Linked DNA regions of Mus musculus: regions 1, 3, 4 and 5 are each linked to region 2. The links are chromatin loops, found by intact Hi-C in ENCODE. Cell type or tissue: heart. All regions are shown on one strand.

Region 1 (5,000 bases), 56 kb after region 2:
GAGTGTGGCCCTACAGCATCAATAATAAATCAAGAAGCACAGCAGGCTTGCCTTAAGAGCCAATCTGGTGGGGGCATTTCCTTAATTGAGCTTCCTTCTTCTCCAATGACTCTTACTTGGCTGACACAAAACTATCCCGAACAAAGGGTCAAATGGTAGGTGACAACCTATAGAGTAAAAGTTGGTACTCAAAGACATAGTGTCTGTTGGGTTGGTACCAAGTGCATACTTGTGATCCCTGCACTCACGGAACCAAGAAGATCATGAGGTTAGCCTGGCAATATACAATGAGCTGTCTCAAAAAGCTAGAACTAAAATCCACATATATAGAAGATACAGTGTCTAAGGTGATCTCAGAGTGTTCAGACCTCTGCTTGGTGACAAAGTATGCTGCCCTCAGCGCCACCACTGGCCCTGTAGTGTCAACATACTTTCTTGTGTTCTCTTCCCTCTTAAGTCCACCAGACGCGTCCCATTCCCATCTCCCCTTCCACGTGCTTGCTGGTATGCTGGCTGCCCGTCCTTCAGAGCATTTCTCTGTAGACTTCTTGAAAAGGCTGGGAAGGGGGTCTTTGTTTCTTGCAGTCATGTCCTCACCCGCCTTGAATGTTCCAGGCAGTGAGGATACAGCAGTGAACTAGATTCTTGTGTCCATGAAGCTTTGTTGGTTGCTGAATCCAGCTGACGTCCAGGCGGATGCTGTCTTGTTTAGAAGAGCCAGGGTACCTTTCTCTGATGAGAGGGCTCTAGGGTGGCTGATGCCCCAAGATGCTTTGCTGTCAGAACAGAGGTTGTGTGAGGCCTGGGTTTTGCCTTCCTGGCTCATTGCTCTGTAACCAGAACCAAGAACCATACCAGGCACATAGTAGGCCTTCAGTAAAGTTTGGGGGAATATAGCTGCATTGGGTATGAAGCACTGATGTTGCTCACCTCGGGGGCAGTTGCTTGTATTTATCATTGTGTGTTCTACAGGAGGGGGCATTGCTATGATATGTTCATATGCATGTTGCATGCTTTGGCCACTTTCAACTCCCCTCCTCCTTCCCACATTCTATTTTCATGTTTTAAAATTTATTATTATTATTCATCATTAACGTGTGTGTGTGTGTGTGTGTGTGTGTGTGCGCGATGTGTATGGGTATTAGTGCATGTGTAGAGTCTACACAGTGCATGTGTGGAGGTCAGGGACAGCCCTATGGAGTCAGTTCTCTCTTTCTACCATCTATGGGTCCTGAGAATTCAACTCTGGCCTGCAGGCTTATTTATGCTCAAGCTCCTTTACCCACAGAGCTGTCTCTTCTGTTCTCTTTCTTCCTGTCAACTCTAGACTTTGCATGAAAGGAAACACACAATTTTTGTCTTTGTGGTACTGATTTTTATTTAACATGAAGATTTCCAGCTTTATCAATTTTCCTGAATATTTTCATTCTTTATGGCAGAGCAGAACTCCATCACATGCCCCTCCACCCACCTCCCTTCCCAGTTCAACTCTTCCTGGGTGCCATGTCTGGTCCTAGAACTCTACACTTGTGAATACTCCTGTGATAAGTGTAGGTAGGCAGGGAAGGAAAAGTATTTTTTAGGACTCAGAATTAAGCACTTCTAGGTAGCTTAGTATATTGACTTTGATTTTGATTCTTGAGAGAAAGCAGGGGGCAGGGGAGAGACAGGGAGGGAGAAGAAGGAGAGAGAGAGAGACAGAAAGAGAGAGATAGGGAGAGAGAGAGAGAGAGAGAGAGAGAGAGAGAGAGAACAAACTATGTGTGGGGTTAGGTGTGCAATCTCCAGGCTATTTCAGATACTGTCTACACACAGTCACCGCTAAAGTTCTGTGGACCAGTGCATTCTGTGGACAGCTAGGGTAATAAACAAACAAATAAACAAACAAACAAGACTTGTAGATTTGCCCCCATTCTGTTCCTCCAGACTCTGGGCAGTGACGACCTTCTGGTTGCTAGGTCTTCACCCTGTCTATAATTCTATAAATAGCCACAGTACACCCCTGGGATGGCACCATCTGTTTCCTGCCAGGCCCCAGTGACCCAGATGGCAGGCATGTCAATTCTCTCTCAACCAGACAACAAATTGCCTAACTACCCATTCCCATAGGCTCTCTTCAGTTACCAGAGACCACTGACATCTTGAGTGGGTGACTGATTCAGGCTGTGTGCTGAGTCCCACTTGTGAGTCTCTGAGGGCCACTGCCCTGGTAAGGAGGGCATCCTCTAAGTTTGTGGGAGTGAACACGCCCCATCACTTCTGGGATTCAAGAGTCTATGCATCTATTTCTTTAGACACAATGACCACTGGTGGGGGGGGGGGCAAGCAAGCCATCCTCTCGCAGCTGAGGACCCCTCTCAGACTCCAAGTCACACAACAGTTCCATAAGGTCTGGGACACCCTCCCATTCTTCTTCCTATTGGAATACCAGATTCCTACGGGAGTTAGGTGTCTTTCCTAGGCAAGTACTCCCCAGGTGCCCTGCTGTTCTTCTAGGTGCTGCTTAGAAGGCTCAAACTGGCATCCTCTGGCATTCACTCCCTGTCACCCCAGCACAGATATCTTCCACTGAAGCAGGGCCATATCACTCTCTTGTGGAGCACTGGGGACACTGTGGGACTTTTAGGATTGTCCTTCCTGGGGACAGGTGCTGTCTTCTCTGTCTTAGAAGGTCAAGTTGGAGGGTGATTGACACCCTCTAGTGCACATTTGAATCATCTGAGGGGTTTAGACCCGTGAAATCAGTCTCTGTGTGGGGCCCTTTCCCTAATGGAGACCTCTTAAATCTAATGATTCAGGACCCTTCCTATCCTCTCCAGTTCATGGTCTGAGAAAGAACACTGCCATCAGGTGGCAGTAGCTTGACAGTACTTGGGTCTGGCCTTAGGCTCATCTGTATGTTCGTGATGAAAGGGTCAGTGCACTTGTCTTTGGTTTTATATGCATCATAACCCTTTAATTAAACGTATCAACTTAATAATACCTGACACATTGATGCTAGTGCCGTAAGGGCCACTTGTAAATGCAGCAAATCAATATGGCGCCAGGCAGCATCTCCCCATTAATGTCTAGTGATTAATCTCTATTGGTGGGGGATAAGCATCTCTCCTGTTCAGATATTAGCGTTAGACCGGTTGTTGAAGTGTCCTGTTTTCCTCATGTCACCTCTACGATTTCTCCTTAAATGTCAGCTTTACCCTGCAAAAGCAGTGCATGGCCATATCAGCTCAAACATCTCTTTAGCTTTGTGAAACAGAAACAAAAGTGCGAGTGCCATTTATTTATCCCCATGTCTATTTCCCTAACTGTTTAGAGTTAAGTTCCCAGGGGGATTCTTTACAGGATCCAGCTGCAAGACACAGCAGCAGCAGCTGGCACCGTAGGAAACTGGCATAGCAACGAAAAGAGAGGGCTGGGTTATTTCAGGGCCTGGAGATCAGAGTCTGTGGTCCTAGGCTGTACCCCATTACCTGCTGGCTCTGTGGTCTTGGGTAAGTTACAGAACGTTCAGAGCTTTGGCTTGTTACTAAAGTAGGGATTCTTGGTGGTTGTTCCCGGTGAAAAGGAATGCAAGTGGCTTCTCGTGAAACCACTTCGCAAACACGAAGGGACAGCATCAAACAGACAAAAGGCAGGGTGATGGTTACTTTTCTGTTACTGTGGTAGAATACCGTGAGCAATGCAATTTGTAGACGAGAGAGCTTATTTGGGCATGTAGTTGCACAGGGATAAGAGTCCAGGATGGCCAGGAGGCATGGCGGCAAGTGGCAGACATGGCAGCTGGGGCGGAAGCTCACTCTTTAAACCACAAGCAGAAAGCAGAGAATGATCTGGTAACAGGTCCAATTCTGTCGCCCATACTTCCTCCAGCAAGAGCATGTCTCCTAAGCCTACCTGTCTTAGTAGGGGAACTATTGCTGTTATGGAACACCATGACCAAAAGCATCTTGGGGAGGAAAGAATTTCTTTGGTTTATATTTCCACACCACTATCCATCACTGAGGGAAGTCAGGACAGGAACTCAAACAGGACAGGAACCTGGAGGCAGGAGCTGGTGTGCAGGCCATGGAGGGTGCTGCTTACTGGCTTGATCTCCATGGCTTGCTCAACCATGCTTTCTTTCAGACCTCAGAATCCTTAGCCCAGGGATGGATCCACCCACAATTGACTGGGTCCTTCCATGTCAATCACTAATCAAGAAAATACCCTACTAACTTGCATACAGTCCAATCTTACGGAGACATTTTCTCAATGTTTCCCATCTCTCAAATGACTCTAGCTTGTGTTAAATTGACATAAAACTACCCAGTGCACAATCCGAACAGTGCCACCAACTAAAGACCAAATATTCAAATGCCTGCAACCATGGTGAGGGTGGGGTGGGGCGGGCATCTCATTCAAACCACTACAGACAAAACCCAAAAGCATCAAACTACAAGGGTCAAAAACCCACAGCTGACAGAAACTTAATGGAATGAGACGAGCCCTCCCCGTAAGACCAGGGACAGGATGAGGGTGCCCACCCCTGCTGTTTCTAGTCAACACTTTACTGTAGGTGGTCACAAAAAGAAATGAAGGAGATAGGGATTATAAAAATGGAACACAACTGTCTCTTCTTGGACATGACACGAGCCTGTATTTTGAACAATAAATCCTGGAACGCAGTAAGAATCACCAGACTGGTGCATAAGTTCAGTGTGACAGCAGCACGTAGCGTCTACATCCAAAAGCAATCATATTTACGGATGCCAGCAACAAATTACCCAAATGTGGGACAAAGGGAACAGTTCCGTTAACAATTGTGAGCTGGTGAAATGGGTGGAAAATGTAACAAAAGAACACAAAGCCTAGTCCTTAAAACTACAGAGTGTTGAAAGAAATGCAGGTTGACCTAAGAAGACCGAGGAGATCTCATTGAGCTGGTTCCTCTGCCCCAGGCGCTCTCCAGGTTCAACCCAATCCTGAGCTTTTCTGCAGAAGCCAAGAAGTTGGTCCTAAAA
Region 2 (5,000 bases):
GAGAAGCCGAGAACCTGCGTTTTTATGGCAAATCTTGGATTCTTGAATGTGGCCAATGAGGAAATGTTGGCGCATATGGTACTAACTTCATCCAAGCCAAACCAAACATGCTTCTGGCCGGATTTGAACCGCTAGCTGCCAGTGTAGGGGATCTGGAGGGCCCCAGGCCCATCAGAGAAACAGGTCTGAAGATAAACCTCACCGTTTAGATTAATTCACTAACACTGGGGGTCAGAGAGGGAGCGACAGCAGTTGCTAGGGCAGCAGGAGTGGAGGTCAATCGTAGGAAGGACACTCAGGATGAGGTGGCAAGGCCATTCCAGTGGGAACAGCTTGATGGATGTGCAGAGTCAGGGACCACAGAGGAGTTTGGTGTTGTCATGTGCTGTACCACAGAGCCGCAACCACAGTGAGATGTGAGCAGAGATGTGAGCAGAAGCCGGTGGTGTTCGCAGGGCAAGCCGAGGTGAGACGGGGCTGAACCTTCTGCAGCAGGTGCAGAGGTGGGCAGCTCAGGTGAGGGCTGGGGACAGGAGCCTATTGGCCGGCCTTGGCTGCGTCAGTAGGATGAAGTGAGTACCAAGGTCTTGGGTGCAAATTCCTAGTTCCTTAAACCATACCCAACCCTTGTCTGTTACCAAGGTCAATGTAGCTACGACTGTTAGTTCATTATGTAGCCCAGGATTCCCCGGAACGCATAATCCTCCTGCCTCAACTTCTGGGGTTACAGGGTGTGCCACCCTGCCTGGATGCAGCTCTGCCATTATTTGGTATGAAAATATCCATGGTATCCAAAGGGCTTTCTGATACATTGAGAGGGTTTTCAGGAAGGCATACCTGAAAGGTAGCTCCTCCTACTGGTCTCTACTATCAGCTCTGGTAGAACATTCAGCAAGCACAAAATCAATCCCAATTTGAATTTTTCTCTATGAGCCCCTGACCTTGCAGATGCCCCTGAAAACCTCCTTACATTCCGTGTTCCATTTTGCCTTAAACAAATCATGCTGGGTCTGCCTTTCAAATCACCCCAGGAGGGACTGGTTGCGGCTCTGTGGTACAGCACTTGCCTAGCAGACATGACCCTGGGTCCCATCCAACCCTGGGTTTCATTGCCTAGAGCAAGCAAGCAAACAGAAACAACCCAGAGCTTTCTTGGCCTTTGGATGATCCTGCCTGAACCCCTGGTGTCACTTACCTACCCCTAGCTGATCAGCAGCCATCTTTATTCACTTAGCAGCTGGAGTGGGTCTTCTCCAGATCATTGGACTCTGCCCAGACCCTCTGCAGGCCCCACATGACTCAGACCTCTGTGATCTGTCCTCTGCTGTTCCCTTGCTGTCCCTTGTTCAGGCTGTGCTCCCTCCCTCCAACCCCCAACCCGCCAGGGTGTCAGGTTTTTGCATTGGCCATTGGTTCCCCTGCTAGGAACTTTCTTTCCCTGGCAGAGAGCCTCCTGGTGTCTCCCGGCTTTGCTCCAATGCACCTTCCTATGACACCTTCCTCCAAGCTCCGCCCACATCTACCCCTCCCTGCCCTTCACCCCTGCACAGGCAGCCTGTGCTGGTCTTATTAATGTCACTCATGTTCTCTCTTCTTTCCTGAGCTGAGCATACAGTGGCTGCTCAGTGAGCAGGTGGTTGGGTACCCCTGACAGGATATCACAGCGGGTCTCTGCTTCCTCTGGGTGTTACTTAAGAAGAGTAGTCCCTGAGACTTTTCCTCTGGGCTCTCCTTGCTTTGAACTCCTCCCCGCTTCCCGCCCCAGAACAGGGTTCCCAGCTTGAAAGAAACGTGCCTTGCCACATGAATACTAACTGAGTCTCAAGGCCAAGGAAGTGTCACGTCAGTGCACACCCCAGGGCTGCATTTAAACGTGGACAGGCTCAGATGATACATATTGCATGCCTGTTGAGGGCAGCAGATTCCTTGTGGTCGTTCATTCACATTAACCAATACTCGAATGCACCATTGCAATCCAGAAGTTCTCCTGAAAATAGTTAGAAACTCCTTGTTTGGGGCCAGAAAGAAGCTCTGATAAGCAAGTGCAGGGCTCCCCTGGCTGTCCTCACACCAGCATTGCTTTAGTCTCTCCTGCCCCCAGGCAGAGTGGCAGCAGCTGGCAGTGAGTGGGGCTCACCCACAGGAGTAAGGCAATTCGTAATCTGTTAACCTTGAATTCTGCAAAGCCTGCCACTCGGCAAGCTGGGGGTGGCTGGAGTCATTCTTGGCTTGGGCAGAATTCAAATTAGCTCCTGCAATCAATGTGCAATTAATGGTTGCACACCCTGGGCATCCAGGCACTGTGCCCCATGCAGTGGGAAGAGTGAAGGGTGTAGCTTCATCTTAGAGCAGAGGTGGGGTTGGGGGTGCTCACAGATGAGCAATCCTAGTTTGAGAAAGAGATGCTAAAAAGGTCTGAGTTTCGTCAACTCCTTGGCCCAGATATTCCTAATAGTGTCAGCATTTACTGAGTGCCTACTGTGTGCCAGATGCCTTCCCCACCTCTGGCTCTGGAACACATTCTTTCCTTTTTATAGATACAGAAATCGAGGGTCAGAGAGAGCAAGTGTCTTGTTCAAAGTCACACAGCTGGTCGAGTCCTGGATTTAACTGACTGCAAAGTCAGGATGGTTAACCAACCCTGCCCGGCCAGTCTTAAGCATTCAGCATTCGCAGACCTGCAGGACACCACCTTTTGGCGACCACGACTTGCTGTTCTTTTTGTGGCCTCTTGAGTCATGTTCTGGGTCTCTGGTGTGGATAGCCTGGGTGGAGAAGCCCTGTTTGTCACATCCTATGCTCGCTTCCTTGTGCAGGCTGCCTCTTTGCAAGCTCTCTGCCCTCCTGTGTGGTGACAGAGAGCCTGTGGATAGGAATTGGTCTCAGATAGCAAGGGTGAGCAGGGACAAGCCTTTCAAACGCTGAGGCTCTGCATCCCCATCCCTTCCTAAGCTCCAGATGGGTCTTGCAGCCTTTGCAGAGGCCCCTGACAGTCTAAAGACCCACAGAAGCTGCCTTGTCACTTATCTGGCAGGGCTGTGTGGGTCTGGGTGAGAGGTCTTCTCCTGCCTTGAGTGAGGCTCCTTTGGGAGCGTCTTGCCTGGGATCTCTCACTTGTCCCTCTCCACTCCCGCGCGGATCTGTCCCCCGCCCGCGCCCAGCGTGGCGCGCCCCCTCTCCGCGCGCGGGCGGGCGCTGAACAGTGTCGCCGGCCGCCTGCAGGTGTCTCCCCACGGAGGGGCGCGCGTCCCTGCGCCGTGGCCGCTGCCAGGCGCCCGCGGCTGCTCGCCGAAGCGCACTCGCGCTCCGGGCTCCGGGCGCGCTGGTCGGCTCCACTCTGCGGCCCCAGTCGCCCCGCGTCCTCGTCGCCCCGCGTCCCCGCCGTGGGCCATGGGCCTGCGCCGCGAACACCGTCGCCGACCGCAGGCACCTGAGCCCCGGGGCGGGCGCTGACGCGGGCACCGCTGCCAACTTCGCGCGGAGCTGCGGGCGGCGCGGGCGGCATGAAGACGAGCCGCCGCGGCCGAGCGCTCCTGGCCGTGGCCTTGAACCTGCTGGCGCTGCTCTTCGCCACCACCGCCTTCCTCACCACGTACTGGTGCCAGGGCACGCAACGGGTGCCCAAGCCTGGCTGCGGCCAGGGCGGCGGCGCCAACTGCCCCAACTCGGGCGCCAACGCCACGGCCAACAGCACAGCCGCCCCCGTCGCCGCGAGCCCGGCCGGCGCGCCCTACAGCTGGGAGGCGGGCGACGAGCGCTTCCAGCTGCGCCGTTTCCACACTGGCATCTGGTACTCGTGTGAGGAAGAGCTCGGTGGCCCGGGTGAGTGCTGGCGCGGGGCTCCCCGGGGACGCGCGCCCGCTGGTCCCGGACCGGGGAGGTGGCGCGTCCCGGTCCCCCGCGCGCGCACCCTGGCTGCGAGTTCCAGTGCGTGCGGTCCCTCTTCGGCCTGAAGTCATTTCCCCGTGTACCCCTCCTTGCTCCCATCCGCCCGTCTCAGCTCGGGAGGTGATAGTGGGGGCCGGGGACCTTTGCTGTAGGCAACCCTTCCCACCGCAGATCTCCGGGGCCAGGAACCCAACGGTTCTGCTACTCTCAAGCTGCGCTAAACGTCTACGATAGGGCTGGAGAAAGCAGGGGATAGAGGAGTCTGATGAGCACCCTTATGTCCTTCCACTAGCCGGGGTATCCTGGAGCCCTCCCAGGAGTGGATGCGGGAGTGGATGGTGTGGGAGGGAGGGAGAGAAGGGAGGCAGGCGGGAAAACAGGCAACTTAGGCACTGGAGCTGAGGGATCCTGGCTTAGCACAAGTCTCTTTCAGAACTGGGGAGGGGGCAGGCTTTTCAGAAAGTAGACCGACACTTCTGTCCCCTCACCCAGACATATGGGGCTGAAGTGAATACCCCCAAAAGATAGCAAGTCTGGAGCACTCAGGGGACCTCTGCCTGATAGGGGACTGTGCCATATGGTGGGTGGTACTGGCTATGGATTCAACCCACAGCTTTCGGGTAGTAAGCCACTGTTCTGGCAGGATCCCTTTGGAAGCGCCGTCTCCCCCTTTATGTAGCTGTATCTTCCTCACACTCAGCATAGTCTAAAAGCCTCCTGTCTAAAACTTCTTGCTTCCACAAGCCTGATCCTCCCACACCACAGCAGCCACGGAGCACGGTAGACATGTGCCCCCTCCAGGCTCAGGTCTCCATAGACCTTCATACACGACAGCCCAAAGAATGAGAAGGGATGACCATGGGTCCTCCTCCAACTGCAGGCAGCAGTTCCTGAGATCTGGGAGGCCCTGCCCTGGGGGACATGCCACCCTACAGTGCCTGGATGGGCCTTGTCCCTGGCAGCTTGAGGCAACCTGCCCTGCCTTTGTAGTGTGCCTGGGCTCTCATCGGAGCCTGCTGGCTGTCCCAAAAGCTGTCTGAAGGCGGCTGCCCATAAGCTCTGTAGCCATCCCTGGCTCCGTGCTTTGAGCAAGCATCCCAAGCTTTATGTCC
Region 3 (5,000 bases), 410 kb after region 2:
AGGGTCCCGGGGCCATGCAAGAGCCTCAGGGGATGCTGGGTCTGGCTCTCGGCCTCATCACTCCACTCCAGCCAAGGGTAAGGGCTGCTTGAAGCATATGGGGGCATCGGGGCCACACACCCTGGCACAGCTCACCATAGTCAAGGAGCAGTTGTTCAGCTCAGCAGGCACCGGGAGCTCTCCTCGGTCACACCATCATAGATGTGGAGGGGTCGGTCGTATGGTGTGTCCTGGCTTCTTGCAAGGTAGTCAGTCTCCTTGAATAACATTTTTTTTACATGTTTTTACTACTCTCATCCCTTCCCTCGGTCCATTCAAGAGCCAGAGCTTAGTTTACAGAATACTTCTATGGAGGCAGGGATGTTCTCCCAAGTGAGCTGTTACAACCTAGTAACTCTCGCGTATTTGTTTGAGAGTGGATTTTACTACGTGACCTACCTTGAGCTCACTCCCCCACCCTTCCTACCTCAGCTTCCTGAGTGCTGAGCTTTCGGGTGTATAGTACCCTGGGTGGCTTCATCTCTTGCTTTAAAGGTGTGTAGAAAGTGAGTGGTTGATAGACTCATGTTCAGTTTTGTACTCCAAGACTGTAGAGTGAGCCCGAGGAGGTCCCTGGGCTAACCTGCCCTGTCTGCCAAGCAGAGAAGCCCTCCTTGTTTTCCTCTGACCCGCTGTGCCCGCTCTCCTTGCAGGCGGGTGGAAAGTCCTAAATCTGCACCCACTGAAGAAGCCGAAAGCTGCCGCTGAGGAGAGGTCCCGCAGAAGCTCCGCTTGTAGGGATGGCCTGGACACCAGCAGCTCGTCTGAGCTCAATGCCCCCTTCGACCCTCACAGCATGGACAGTCACAGTGGTGACATCGCTGTGATTGAGGAGGTCCGGCTCGATAACCCCAAGGTTAGTAACGACCCTAGAGGCTTGCGGCATGAAGACTCCAGTCTTCTTGGTTCAGTACTCGAATCCAGGGACAGGAACAGGCGATAGTAGTGTCACCTGCCAAACACAGGATGTGAGCCAAGTGACGGCAGCAGTTCCACAGAGACACAGAACCATTTGCTGCCTCTGCCCCATGCTAGGCCTAGTCCCAAGTCTCCAGTGACCTCTGACAAGGTGGTTTTTTCACATAAATTCAGAGGGAAAGTTTGTGTGGTTAATTTACATAGCCAGTATTGCTGTGAAGGCATTTGGCAGCGCTTGGACCTTTGTGATAATCACAGTTAGGCAGCGAGATTGGTGGCAGCAGCAGGTGAAGGCAGAACGCTTTGTTGCTACTGTTGTTATTTGGGGGCAGAATCTCACTGTTGCTCAGCTGTCCCCCACCTCCTAGGCTTAAGCACTGGTGTGGACCAGCAGCCAGGTGACTCCAGCTGCTGCTGCTGTGTTCAGGCTTCACAGCCCGAGGAGGAGAAATATGGAGTCTGCTCTGAGCCATGGGATGGGAAATTGACCTGCTAAGAGATGGCAGCGTGGGGACCTCCCCAGCGTCCATTCTCCCGTCCTGACGTAGCAGGCTGCACTTGGCCCTGCTGTAGAATTGAGGGGCTCTGGGTGATTTGATCTTGACGCTTTCCACCCTTTAGTGCTTGCTAGATGCTGCCCAGTACCTTCTTGTTGGGTCCTCCTAATCCCAATCCAACAGGTCTTCCTTCCTTCCAGAGGCCTGTGCTGCCTGATAAAACCCTCCGTTTGCATCCATGGCTCCCTGAAGGGTTTTGGCAGCACACGGCTCTGCTTCTGCAGTTTCTGGCTACTGCGGCAGCTTCCTCCAGAATGTCGCTCTGAGACATGATGGACAACAGGTCTCCACTTCAGGGACCTTTCTGAAATCCTCTAGATTTCACTCTCTGTTGTGAGAGAACTCTGCCTTACCTGGAGAACCTGTGGTAGGCAGAGAGCAGGCTAAGCTTAGCTGTTCCCACATTGTCACCCCAGTGCCTGAGATGCATTTCCACTTCCTGAAAGTACGACTCTAAGCCATAGCCACCTGGCCACACATGCCCTGTGGCTGCCATGTGATGTCAACAGATATTCTTTTTCATTCAGGTTTCATGTTCAGACTTTACCACATTTTGATGTGATAAAGGCACAGGTTTGTGGTAAGCTCCTAGAAAACAGACCTTAAGGATGAAAGTAGAGTCGGGTTGGGGAGCTGCTGAGATGGCTCAGTGGTTACGAATATTGCCTGCTCTTAGCTGAGAACTTGAATCCAAATCCTAGTACCCAGATGCCAGTTCACAATTGTCTATGGCTCCCAGGGCATCTGATGCCCTCTTCTGGTCACCTTTGGTAGTGCATGCATATGGCACATGAATATACAGGAATGCAGGAACACTCATACACTAAAATAAAAATAAATAAAATATTTTTAAAAATTAAAGTTGTAGGTGAAAAGATGGCTCAGCAGCTTAAAGTACTTGCTACTCTTCCAGAGGACCTGGGTTTAGGTCACAGCACCTACACTAGGCAGCTCACTACCTCCTGTAACTCTAGCTCCAGGGGATTCTACCCTCTTCTGGCCTCTGGGCATCTGTTCACATATGGCAGACACACACACACACATAAATAATAAGGGAAGAAGCCCCCACCTCCATCTTCACTTTCCGTCCTTGTATTCTCCCAGAAACCTATATTGAATTCCCAGCCCTCTCTGCCTCGCCCTCCAGAAAGTTCCTAGTTTTAGATTCAGAGCCTTGTCCTAGTGCACGTGTGTGTGTGTATGCATGTGTGCACATATTTGTTCTGTATGATCCCATACCACTTTTTGCCTCTCTGATCCCTGATTTCTTCTTGGGGCCTGAGAGTAGTAATGAGGGCTCTGCTGAGCTCTCCATGGCCTGACAGCAGCCTTAGCAGGGGTATTGGGCTCTTCCCTCCCATGAGGGACAAGCCAGGTGGGCATGGAGCTACTCTTTGCTTTTGGAAGTGTCCCAGTAGGTGATGCCCCAAGTCCCACTCTGAAACCAGCTGATCCTACAGTCACCCACGATCAGCTGACAGGTACCTCCAATGTTTGTGAACCCTGAAATGAGAGGGTAGTGGGATCTTGTGTAGGGAGCTGGCCTGGCCTGGAACGTTCTCCTTGAATAACAGAACCTGACTTCCTTGAAAAGGAGTGTGCCCCTCGGGTATAGTGTCTGTCTGGTCCTATCCTTTCTGACTCCTGCCTTTGTGTTTCTGTTAATGTAGGAGGGTGGTGGCTCCCAGAAAGGCGGACGGCATGGCTCAAGCCAGGACAAGCCTCACAAAACATACCGACTGCTAAAGCGCAGAAATCTCATCATAGAAGCTGTCACCAACCTCCGCCTGATTGAGAGCCTGTTCACGTAAGTGTACTGTTGTCTCTGTGACTGCCCTTCTCCTCCCTAGCAAGGGCTGGGAGGCCTTGAGCTGTGGCCTTGCTATGTGTGTTTTACGGTGTCTAATTGTGGTCAACAGGATGTAGATTTCCTGTCATTAGCAAGGGTAGACCTAGAGAATGAAAATGCTAGGTGTCTAGGAGCCCACACTGGCTTTTCTCCTAACCTGAGTATTCCTTTTGTGTAGCTGTGTCAGGCAGGATCTAATTGGCTCATGGTTTCTTGGGTTCTTGGTGTGGTCTCATGGCCTTGTATACATGGTGGTAGGAATATGTAGCCAAATCGCATCATCACTTTATGGCAGCCAAGAAGCAGAGAGAGGGCAAGGTCTGCAGCAACCTACTTCCTCCTGCATGCAGGCCCCACCTTACAAAGTCTGCAGTATCACCATCTTCTGGGTCCAGGTCTTAAGCCCATGAGTTGTAGGTGACATAGCACATTTAGACCATAACACTGGGGAATTGTTACAAGAGAAGGGGGACCAAGAAACCTGTGTGCAGTCACGTTGCAAGAGGCACAGACAGGACTGTGTTAAAGACAGAGGAGCTGAGTTTCAGGTCTGGTCTTTGTAACTCTTGGAGCCACCACTCTGTTGGTGCAGCACCTCCAGAGCTCTGAGACCAGAGTAAGAACCATTGGCAGAGGGGCCACCCTACAGTCACCAGCGCTGATCCTGTGCCCTGTCTCTGGCTAGCTGGGGTGCAAGGAACACCTCAGATACATCGTCACCCTGGTCTTTCCTGTGCCATGTGAAGCTTGTCTGGGTGTCCTGGTGTCCATATTGGCCCTGCTTTTCTTTATTAGTGATCTAGAAATGTCACAAGAATCAGAAAGATTGAGAGAGATCAGTAGGATAGAAAGAGGTTCAGACCAAGGAGCAAGTGGTAAATTAGAGTTTTTCTACCTGAATGTTAAAGAAGAGTGCAGAAAACAGGTTTCCATCCTTGCACTCTGTGCCCCTCCCCCCATTCCTTTTCCCTGTAAAGTCATGTGATCTCTGTTGCTGTGGAGCTGCTGTGAGTAATGGCCTTTCTTTAGCTAATTTGTTTAGTCTAGAATGATGTAGTATTTCATATTCCAAAAAGGCCACCTTCATAGGATATGAAAAACTCCTACAGTGTTTCCCTGGTTCCTGATAGACCTCTGTGCCCTGCATGTGAGAGAATGACCTTCTCTGCTATCCAGGATTCAGAAGATGATCATGGACCAGGAGAAGCAAGAGGGTGTCTCCACCAAATGCTGTAAGAAGTCCATTATCCGCTTGGTGCGGAACCTGTCTGAGGAGGGTCTCTTGCGATTGTATCGGACTACAGTCATTCAGGATGGCATCAAGAAGAAGGTAACCTCTTTGGCTTCCCCTTAGCCCACAGAACTAGCTCCATGCTTATGGGAAACATTCTGGCCTGGTGTTTCTTTTCATTGTTGTATACTGATTGATCTTTCTTGTTAGTGATTGGGACATCCAGTTCTGCCTCTTAATGTAGAGAGTAGGAGCCCTGCTGGTAGACTTCCTGTGGAAGCTGGTAGCATTAGAGCAGTGAGTTGGCTTAGGCTGGAACAAGAAGGAAGCAGACCTGTTGCAGTTACACAGGACAGTGTTAGGATCTAGAAGGGTCGTGGCCAGTCTGGGATGTGTCTGTTTCTTC
Region 4 (5,000 bases), 120 kb after region 2:
TTTCCTTCATGTCAGGCTGGCAAATATTATTCCCCAGCCCCAACCCCCACACCTGATTCTTTCCCAGAGAGCCTATCTCTGCCTGGAAGTCCCATCTTTTCTCTCCTGTCCTGCTATAGGCCATCAGCTCTTTATTAAACCAATCAGAAGGTGATGGAGACAAATGTTTATAAGATACTCAGGCAGGTGACAATCCAGTAAAAACAACAGTACCAAGGTCAAGGTCCTTGTACTCTATCCGGTGCCAGTACAGAAATCAACATCTGAATAATACAAAGACAACCTTTACACAGTGCACAAAAAAGATTATCCCAACAACTCTTATGTGCCCCTTGAGAGTGATGTTGTTTCCTTGGTGGTCAGGGCATCACTAGAAAGTCAGAAGAAGGTGCCAGTGTGGAGCACACCTGGATCTAGGGCCCGAGGTTGGGTTGCTGAGGATGGAGTATCTAGCACCCGTTCCCCAGAACTAGGCTGGGCTGATTGGCTAGAGTAGCTCCTTATCTTCTCACTGGGCTCAGGAGCACTTGCATGAGGGCTCCACCCATCTAACCCCAGAGCCAAGAATCATAACAACAGGATGGGCATGGTGGCACATGTAATCCCAGCACCGTGGAAGGGGGATCCAGTGCTAGGCTAGCCGGGGCTATACAGTCTTATCTCAAAAACAGAAGAAAGATAATAATCATAGAAATTGTAATTGTCATGCCAAGAGTAGCAACAACAGCCATGATAAAAGTGGGCACGAGGTATTCATTACAGAGCCAACGATAAGGGAGCCTGGTGTCCCACAAATCTCTAGTGCCCATAGAAGGCTTTGTGGCACATGGAGCCCTTTCTGTTCACCCATCTGAACATGCATTTTCCTCTGTACCCTCCAGCCAGGGTGGCCAGTGAGGAGTGAAATGAGACCCTGGTAGAGGCAGCTCTGAGATACGGCTTCCCAACACATACCCATCTGTCCTTCCTGCTTCCCCACATCTCACCCATGTCTCTTGGAGGCATTTCCTCAAGAAGGACTGCAGTGACTACTGTTCTGGGGAATAGTCACTTCCTGGATCCTCCTCCCACATACCCATTCCACAGAAGAGATCACTGAGGTTCTGAGTGGGCCTCTGCTAGCCAGTGAAACAGCCTTGATTTGATCCCAGGCCCCTAGAGTCCCCAGAGTTTCTGGGCAAGGACAATCCCTTCAGAAGCCCGCTCTGCCATTCTTGGAGGCAGGAATGGGAAGCAGCTAGTCGCATGCATAGTCAAGCACAAAGAGAATGAATGAATGAATGAATGAATGGATGGATGGATGAATGTTTTCTGGAAGAGAATGGGTGTATGCTTGCTGGCCGCTCAGCTCTTTCTCTACTCACACAACCTAAACCCAAAGAACGCTGCCATCCACTTAGGCCACTGTCTCACATCAATTGATATAACTAAGATAAACCCCTCAGGCACACCCGAGGTCCAACCCATTCTGAGCACAGAGACTCTCTTCCCAGGTGGCTCTAGATTGTGTCACGTTGACAGCATTCACTAGCCTCACCTTCCCAGCTTTGAGCCAGCCATCTCTCTTGTAGCCAGCTCTCCCAGCACTGAGTGGTCTTGGGTCCATCTCCAACCTGCCAGGCTTGGCTCAAACATCCTCTAGCAAATCAACGTGGCGTAGATGCAAATGCATGTTGGATGGATCTCCATTCCCACTGTTTACTCTCCACACCCTTCCATGGACCTACAAGTTCACCCTCCCCGTCAACGCCATCTTTAATCTTGATCTCTGTCAGAAGCCCCTGGGCTCCTCCCACAAGTCAGCATGTTCCTTCCACACAAAAGCATCAGCAGGTCGGTGACCAGGTCCCTCGCTGGGCTAACTTGAGTCTTACACAGTACCAAGAAACTGTTTCTCTTCAGTGCTGGCACCATGGCTCTGAGTATGACCCCCACTTTGAAGATGAATAAACTGAGGCACAGAGGTTCATTCCTGAGTCCTGAGTGGGAGTGGCAAGGAACTTGGACTGGCCAGATAGGAATTGTGTGCTCAAGACATGGTGCCAGGATAGGGGTCTGCAAGGAAACCAGGTAGACCAGAGGAAAGCAGGTGCTGTGCAGGTGGCAAGCATAAAGGAAGAAGAGAGGGTGACATTGTAGACATGTGTGGGGCAAAAATGGGGTCCTGCGTCTGCTCGGGGCTAGGGCCACTGGGTGAGGTGGACGCTGGGTGGGGTTTGACTGTACGAAACCCCATAGAACCACCGAGCAGGCGTTGGACTGTGAGAAGCCATGGGATCCCTCTCCGGGGTTGAGGAAAGAGAACACTCTGAGGTCCTCGCGGAACTGCTGGAGTCGGGGCTCCTGACTCTCAGGCACCACAGAGGAGCCAGTTCTGGGATCCCTGGGCTGCACAGAGGCCAGGGACGACAGGTTCTCGCTCTTGGACATTCCAGACGCCACTGTATGTCGCAGAAGAGCTGGGAACAGGTGGGGACCCTCAGGCGGACTCTGATCCGGGGGCGGGGGGCTGGGAGGCGGGGGGGGGGGGAAGAGTAGGAGGAGAGCTGTGGCAGGTTTCAGCAGGGAGGAGAGAGTCTGGCTAGTTCAGGTGGCTAGTTTGGCTGGCAGCTTGGTTTGGCTGCTGGCGGCAGTGGCTGATAACGCAGAGCGCCTCCTGGAGGGAGGTTAGATGCGCAGTTCTTCAGGGGAAGACCTGCTCCATTGCTGCAGCACGGAGGATCGCGATGAGACGAGGCAGTCCATGGTTTTAAGACGTTTATTGTAGAAAGGGAGAGAGTAGAGAAGCAGAGGCTAGCCAGGGCCATGTGGATTGGGGGGGGGGGGGAGGCAGAGAGAAGGGGAGCAAGGGAGCAAGAGTCAGAGCAAGAGAATAAGAGGTAAGATAGCAAGAGAACGAGGAGGGGCAAACAGCTCCTTTTATAGTTGCTTGGGCCATCCTGGCTGTTGCCAGGTAACTGTGGGGGTGGAGTCCAGACTAGATATTAGGAGCTTGGAGCATTGCCTACATGACCGATGGCTACACACTTCTGGGGGGAGGGAGAGTTGTGGGAGGCTGTAGCTGCAACAGGAGCCAGGGGCCCAGGAGGCATGGCCGAACACCTTCCGTCCTTTAGGGTCACCAGGTTTCCAGGCCTGTGCTCAAATGGGGACCAGGCTATCTGTGCACAGCTCACTGCTCCACAGACAGGAAAGCTAGCAATGTTAGCAGCCCAAGGTGGGCTGATATGGGGAAGAAACTGTGGCAACCCAGAAGACACACCAAACCACTAGAAGGGCTGGAGGGGCAGCGTCCTTCGGGAAGGGCCGGAACTGGTGATTTTTCTCACTGGAACCCTGTGACCTCCCGTCCTGGACTATCTCAGTGACATCATGCTCAGAGTCCTAGAGGAAGGCAGTAACAGGTCAGTGCTAGGTCAGTGACCAATCATCTGTGTCCAGGAGAGCAAGCTCACAGCCAAGCATGGCAGCACCTGGGAGAACCCAAGTCAAAGTCATGGACCCAGCAGTAGTGCTTTCCAGAAACAAGCAGGGCAGGGTACAGGGGAGAATGTAGGGCCAGCAAAGGTGTAGGCAAGGCTTGTGGTCAGGTAACGGGGTTTAGGGACCTTTGTGGCTCAGGTAACAGAGGGTCTCTCTACAATGGACTTAGCAATAGAAAACTTGCCCATGTAGAGTCTAGAGCAGGGTGCCCCTCAGGGCTGGGATGAAGGGACCCCATAAAGACTCCTCATTTGGATCCACTTTATACCCGCAGTGCCAACCTCATCCCACGCTGGTCCTTCAGGGCGCCATAGCATGGGAGCACATAGAGCTGCATTTGGGTTTGCAGTGACCTGCTGTTCTCAGTGGGTGGTGCTGGCCTGGTGAGGTGGACAGCCTCTCACCTGCTCTTACCTGTCTCTCCAGGGGTGCTGTGGCTGTCGGTGGTCTCTGAGGTGCTCTACATCCTTCTGCTGGTGGTCGGCTTCAGTCTCATGTGTCTTGAGCTCGTCCACTCCAGCAGCGTCATAGACGGGCTGAAGCTCAATGCCTTTGCTGCGGTCTTCACGGTGCTCTCAGGTAAGGAGCGTGGGAAGTAGCATGGTGGGGGGACACAACTGCTTATCTCCTTTTGCTCAGCACCAGGGGATGCTGTGTCCCCCAGGGCCTGGGCACAGCCCTGTGAGGATGGGAGAGCACAGGCTATTGCATCTCCTCTGAGCCCTGACCTACTGTTTATAAATATCCACAGTATGGGTGCCACAAAGGACAAGCATACACAGCAAGGGCCAGCCTTGTGATGCTTAGCATGATGTGGGGTGCAGTGGGTTGTGTGTTTGACTTGGGCATGAGACAAGGGGGTGATAGGAAGGGGTGCATGGACAGGGCTACAGAGGAGAGGACCCCTTCTGGCTGACATTGATGTTTAGTGGTAGAGCACATTCATAGCATGCCTGAAGACCTAAGTTCCATCCCTAGCAATGAGGGCTAGGAAAGGAAGACAGGTACAAGGAGGGAGGGAGAGAAGGAAAGGAGGAAGGAAGAAAGGAAAAGACTTCTCTCTCTTGAGCTTCCTCCTATGGGGGTGCTAAGGAAGAAACCCACCTCCCATAGGATTCAGAGAAATTGAAAAAGAACACACCAAAAACGGATACTGGCCCCAAGGGCCAGGTGTCTAGAATGACATCTCCAGACCCATGTCCCAGAGGGCTGAGCAGGGAGTGCCCTGGAAGAATATCAAGGTATTGTCACTGTCCCCAAAGCTGGCTGGGGACACACATCCCTTAAAAAGCCACATGCAAATTGAATTTCTATAAACCCTACAATCCCATTCTTCATGCGCTGGAAGAGCTGCCGTGGAATGAAACGGGAGCAAGGAGCTCCTGACAAGGGGCATAATCACCTCTAATTGAGGTATATATAGAAACCAGAGGGATTTCTTAAAGAACAGAGAGCTGAATTCAACGAGTTACAGCCTGCTCCCCAGATGCACTGCGAGGACCTGGGTAATTCAATTT
Region 5 (5,000 bases), 320 kb after region 2:
AACGCACTGTAGATATACTAACACGAAATGGACAGAATCCTTGTAAAGCTTTTTGAACTATACAAGCTGTCCTTGCTGCAGCCTCCCTGCTTTCAAGAATTCTTTGCATCTTTGAGAAAGGAATACCTGTGCTAGGTTTTGGGGGCTAGGGATCACTCCAGAATCTCCCACCTCCACACAGCCCATCACTATGCATCTAGGAAGGACCAAAGGGCCCATATGAACAACAAAAGGAGTGGGTCACATGGAATGATGCCAGTGCCCCAAGCCCAGCTCACCTGGCCTTCTGAGTTAACAAGGAAATGCTCCCCCAATGCCCCCAGATGTTGCAACATCAGATCACATAGAAGGCTTTTAACACTTTTGACTTTTATCCTGAGTACAGAGGTGATGGCAGCTGCAGCCAGTGGAGGGGGGGGGGGGAGGAGAAAAAGCAAGCAGCTAGAGAGTTCCAGAGAGTGGGTGGGGTGGAGATGACTGAGGACAGTGCAGTATGGAAAAGAAACAGCAGACTGTGAGCCAAGGCTGTGGAAGGCACAAAGGCTGGTAGACAAGATGCTACAGGTCTTGGCTTCTAGAAGAAGCTGTCAACCCCAAAGGCTCATGGTCTTGACACAAAGGTTTGAAAGCTACACCACTAGTCATGGTAGCCACTAGAATCCCAGAGCTGGAGCACTTGCTACTGCTTGCTGCCTGCTCCCTGCTACCAGATTGCTTGCAGCTCAGGATCTCACTGGCTGCTGAGTGCTGGACCACTGGCAATTGGTACTCAGAAGAGGGAACCTCTAACCTGTGCACTTAGAGCTGCCTCTGGCTTCTAAGACCTGAAGCTGTTAAGACTCTGTTCTCAGGGCTGAGTCAGTCAGCCCAGCCCCCAAGCCTGCTTGCCTGTCCTGTCCTTTGCCTGCTGGAGAAGCTCCTTAGCTCTCTCTCAGGCCCAAGACTGCCAATACTAGAAACGACTCCCTGCTCACTAGTGATTCCCACCTGAGCAGAACAAAAGGACTCACTCAGCTGGAAGGTGACATGCTGTCACATCGTTCAAGCCACTGTTAGCAAACCAGACCTTACTTGATACATCCAGCACGCAAGGCCTCCATACTAATTCCTACACATTCTAACATGTGTGACTGTTGAACCAATTGGAGCCACTTCCAGGGCCCTATCAGTCCAGCTGAGCCCACAGACACCCTTTCCTCTATCTCTGTGGGCTTGTTTGCCTTCCCACCCTCAATCCCTCTGTGGCTCAAGGATGAGAATGGAACAGGCAGCTGTCTATGAGAGCAAGGAAGGTGTCCTAATAGAGAAACAAGAAGGGCCAGCAGGTCACTGTGTAATGCCTTGGGGCGGTTCTAAAGCCATACACCCTCATTGTCCCACCTTTCCTCTTCACTCCAAAGCCTTGGCTAGCTCCAGCTGTGGTATGGGTTCCCTCTACACATTGCTACTTAGTTCTCCTCTCCAGGCTAAGGAAAGCATGCTATGCTCTTCTCCCTGGGACATTCAACAACATCCTAACACTGAGGCCTGTTGCGCAGAAAGAGAGGATGGGAAAAAAGAATGACCACAGACTTGGGTCAGGCCAAGGAGGAGGTAGCTTGGATCACCAGCCACCCAGCCCCTTTTAGGGCCTTCTGGTCCTTTCTCTAAAGAGAGAAGGGCTTAGACTAGGGCTTTGTATTTCTGAATGCTGCCAGTTGGCCTGTAGTAGTTAGTATTAGCTTTTCCCTCATCTCTTTCTTAAAATCCAGACAAGTCTGGGCAGAGACTGCCAGTCTGTCCTGTTATTAGCCTCCGGAGAAAGCACCTTAGTTCTTGGAATCTCCTGCCTGCCTCTGATCCCAGTGGATCTTTTAGAATTGAGTTCTCCCACCAGAGGAAGATGGAGTATGCTAAGTTAGAGTGGCAGATACCATACCCCCTTTCTTGCCCACCATACTGAGTGATAGTTCTTGGGAGCAGGAGAGATGTGAAATTGGGAAACAGAACAGTGAGGAGTTGGGGTTATCTTGGCATTCTGGGGCACAGGAAAAGACCAGTTGAGAGGCAGGGATTGAGGCCTGTGGTCCCTGGACAATGTGCACTGCTCGAAAGGAAGCTGGCCAGTGACAGTGGGAGGTACACCCTGGCCAGCCTCTGACTTGGCACATCCACAGAAAGAGCTCTACATCCAGCAAGAAGCCAGGATCACAGCCTTCAGCAACTTCCCAGCCTCCTCTTCCTCAGCACAGCTCAGCACAGCAGAGCTTCCCAGTGATGCCCAATATGCAAACACAGCTTTGTTGTCAGCCCTAAGGCCCTTAGTCAGCAGGCCCTCACCAAGCTCTAAGAGCATTGAGTTCCAGATACCAGTGCCCTGCCCCCGAGTCCACTCAGCACCATAGTGAACACTGTAGGTTATGAAGCAACAGTGCTGAAATTAACTCTGTGGTCCAGAAAGCACTCACAACACTGAGTGGGTGCCCAGAGGGTAATAAATAGCTGCCATCTGGCCTGCTCTCCCACCCTAGCCTGGGGAGCCTCCTCTGCCCACAATGTGGGGGCAGCCCCACCCACACCAAGGCTGCCAGATTCTAACCCAGCCCCAGCCACATGCACGCTCCTAGCCTCCCACCTTCCACCTTGCATGGAAGGATGGTGATGATGCTCCGGGCTGGCTCCCCGAATGGCATTCTGCTTCACCAGGAGTGGGTGTTCATGAGCCGCTGCTTTCTACTGCCTACTTGCAAACCCAGACCCTGACAGACCTTTGCAGTACCTACCCTGGAGGAGGATTTAAAAGACTCTCCACACAAACCCCCCAAAGCTGCTCACTTCATGCTCAGCCCACACTCCACCCAGTTCATGCCCGGAGTTATTTGTGTATCTTCGGCACCTCCTCATAGTGTTCTAAGAGGGTGCATTGAAGTGTGCTGTCAAACTCAGAAGAGCAAGTGCAGGGGATGTCCTGTATGCTTGTGCAGGTTGTGTGCTGTATTAATGGCGCCCCCTAGAGGTGGAAGGGCTCTACCAAGCCCCCAAAGACAGGCTGGGTGAGGAGCAGCTCTTCCCAGGTTTGTCAGCTCTTGTCATGATCAGAAGTCAGAAGGTACCAAAAGAAAGGGCCCAGCTTCACAACGTGGAGGTGAGCTGTACTGCAGGTGCTCATATCTGCAGCAACCCAGGATGCAGATGTTGCAGTGAGGGAGAGCCAAGGCCACTTTCATCCCATAGCAAACGTTCTGTGGAGACCTTTCCTGAAAGTCTGGCCCACAGTAAATTGTTGGAAGGCCAATCCCTTCACTGCCGATTTAATGCTGAGAGCCAGTGACGTTCATCAAAGCTGACAGCATTTTGGTAAACGGCGGCTCTGTTGATTAGGCCACTGTCTACCCAAGTATTACAAGGCTGAGGAAGCCATAAATCTTAATCCACTGATGGCGGCAGAGAGATCTAAGGCCCAGAAGCAGCAAGGAAAAGACAAGCAGGGACAGATGCCTAGATATCACCTGCAGGCCACTCCACAGTAAAGGCGGTGGCTTGGGAGCCTGCTGTATTTATCCAGTCAACCTCTAGATCTCCCAACCCCCACTGACTGGGCCATGGCCAGCAAAAGTGATAGTGTAACCTCACTGGCCCTTTATGGTGGGCCCTGCAGTATAAGAGAAACCCTGAAACTAGGGCAGAGCATGTCCCAGTCCTGGTGGGGTGGCTTTTAAGAATTGGCCATTGGCTACTGGGGACATTGCTACTTTAACCTCTGGTTAATCCCTAAGAACAAGGTTATCATGGGTGGTTCTACAGCCTTCTTGCCAAATGAGTTTCAGGCCTGTACTCTTTAGAAAGCCCCTTCTATTGTAGTAGCTAGGCACTAAAGTGTTCCTATTTGCTGGTCTAGACCCAGAAGAAGGAAATTCCATGTACCACTGCCCAGCTGCAGGAAGAGGAGAAACTGTCAGACTGGAACAGTAGACATTAGAAATAAGGAAACCAACCAGGTAGACAAGGCCAGGGCTAAGAATTAAGAGAATTTAAGAATTAGCCACTGGCTTCTGGGGACCCTGCTACCTTAATCACCTGCTTCCTTCTGGCTACCCACAAAGAGGAGCCCAGTCAAAAGGGTGGAAAGAGCTGGGCATGGTGGCTCAAGCCTGTAATTCCAGCATGAGAGAGGTGTATACAGGAGGATCAAGACTTCAAGGTTAGCTGCAACAACATAGGGAGTTCAAGGCCAGCTTGGGCTATATTAGATCCTGTTTCGATTTTCTGTAGAAGGCAAAGGAAGAGCTGAGCAGTGGTGTACTACACCTTTAATCCCAGCCCTCAGGGAGGCAGAGGCAGGTAGATCTCTGAGTCCAAGGCAAGGCCATGCGGTCCAACTCCAGCACCCTAGACAACAGGCTGTAATATCACACACACACACACACACACACACACACACACACACTGTAGTGATTTGAATATGCAGGAGTGGTACTATTAGGAGGTATGACCTTATTGGAGGAAGTGTGCCACTGTGGGGGTGGGCTTTGAGATCCTTCTAGCTGTCTGGAAGCCAGTCTTCTCCTGGGTACCTTCCAATCAAGTTCAATCTAAGAACCTCCAGTGCCATGCCTGCTTGGATGCTGCAATGCTTTACTGCCATGATGATAATGGTCTAAACCTCAGAACCTGTAAGCCTGCCCCAATTAAATCTTGTCCTTTATAAGGGTTGGCCTGGTCATGATGTCTTTTCACAGCAATGGAAACCCTAACTAAGACACACACACACACACACACACACACACACACGCCCTTCCCAGGCTGTTCAAGGTCAGGCAGGATAAGTATCAGGTGACCTCTAGTCACAGCCCACTCAGGTAGCAGACAGCACCACACCAAAGACAACTACTACAGGCCACCTTGAGTAACACAGATGAGCTGGGACACTCAAACAGTTTCTCTTAGAAGTTTCAACCAATTCAGGAGTGCGAAACAGACCTGGAGGGGTGTAGTTGGTTAGTGAAGCCAGCAGAGAGGGC

What was found. Peaks named below come from ENCODE experiments on the same cell type or tissue, not always from the same donor. Only the 100,000 strongest peaks of a DNase experiment are listed, where the experiment ranks them.
Region 1: it touches region 2 in a loop (2.7-fold over the local background); 7 of 42 quality-filtered maps call a loop at or near these places.
Region 3: it touches region 2 in a loop (6-fold over the local background); 17 of 42 quality-filtered maps call a loop at or near these places.
Region 4: a loop joins it to region 2, with 7 times the contacts of the local background. A loop is called at or near these places in 8 of 42 quality-filtered maps.
Region 5: a loop joins it to region 2, with 5 times the contacts of the local background. A loop is called at or near these places in 25 of 42 quality-filtered maps.

The regions. Positions count from the first base shown.
Region 1 is chr7:126,024,648-126,029,647 of GRCm38, reverse strand. All of the region lies in intron 1 of Gsg1l (GSG1-like), which reads left to right. Among named protein-coding and RNA genes, the nearest start is that of Gsg1l, 55 kb to the left of the region's middle. In heart, a CTCF peak has its summit at 2,867; no DNase peak of the experiment used is centred here.
Region 2 is chr7:126,080,682-126,085,681 of GRCm38, reverse strand. It overlaps Gsg1l (GSG1-like), which reads left to right and starts at 3,271. Exons shown (of 7, transcript NM_001101488.1): 1 at 3,271-3,822. The coding sequence starts at 3,504. In heart, CTCF peaks have their summits at 1,910 (motif pointing right) and 3,213; no DNase peak of the experiment used is centred here; H3K4me3 peaks cover 2,380 bases; H3K27ac peaks cover 1,566 bases; H3K27me3 peaks cover 4,736 bases.
Region 3 is chr7:125,672,378-125,677,377 of GRCm38, reverse strand. Gtf3c1 (general transcription factor III C 1) reads left to right here. Exons shown (of 37, transcript NM_207239.1): 9 at 1-77; 10 at 693-895; 11 at 3,185-3,321; 12 at 4,540-4,693. Among named protein-coding and RNA genes, the nearest start is that of Gtf3c1, 33 kb to the left of the region's middle. In heart, a CTCF peak has its summit at 2,280 (motif pointing left); no DNase peak of the experiment used is centred here.
Region 4 is chr7:125,957,497-125,962,496 of GRCm38, reverse strand. It overlaps Gsg1l (GSG1-like), which reads left to right. Exons shown (of 7, transcript NM_001101488.1): 3 at 3,910-4,062. Gm51456 (a long non-coding RNA gene) reads right to left here. Exons shown (of 3, transcript XR_003946669.1): 2 at 3,898-4,162; 3 at 2,745-3,384. Among named protein-coding and RNA genes, the nearest start is that of Gm51456, 7.1 kb to the right of the region's middle. In heart, a CTCF peak has its summit at 2,671; no DNase peak of the experiment used is centred here; H3K27ac peaks cover 1,284 bases; H3K27me3 peaks cover 957 bases.
Region 5 is chr7:125,765,137-125,770,136 of GRCm38, reverse strand. The region is part of intron 5 of D430042O09Rik (RIKEN cDNA D430042O09 gene); the gene reads right to left. Among named protein-coding and RNA genes, the nearest start is that of D430042O09Rik, 60 kb to the right of the region's middle. RefSeq lists an enhancer at 4,784-5,000. In heart, a CTCF peak has its summit at 2,989 (motif pointing left); a DNase peak (open chromatin) is centred at 2,986; H3K4me3 peaks cover 343 bases; H3K27ac peaks cover 4,562 bases.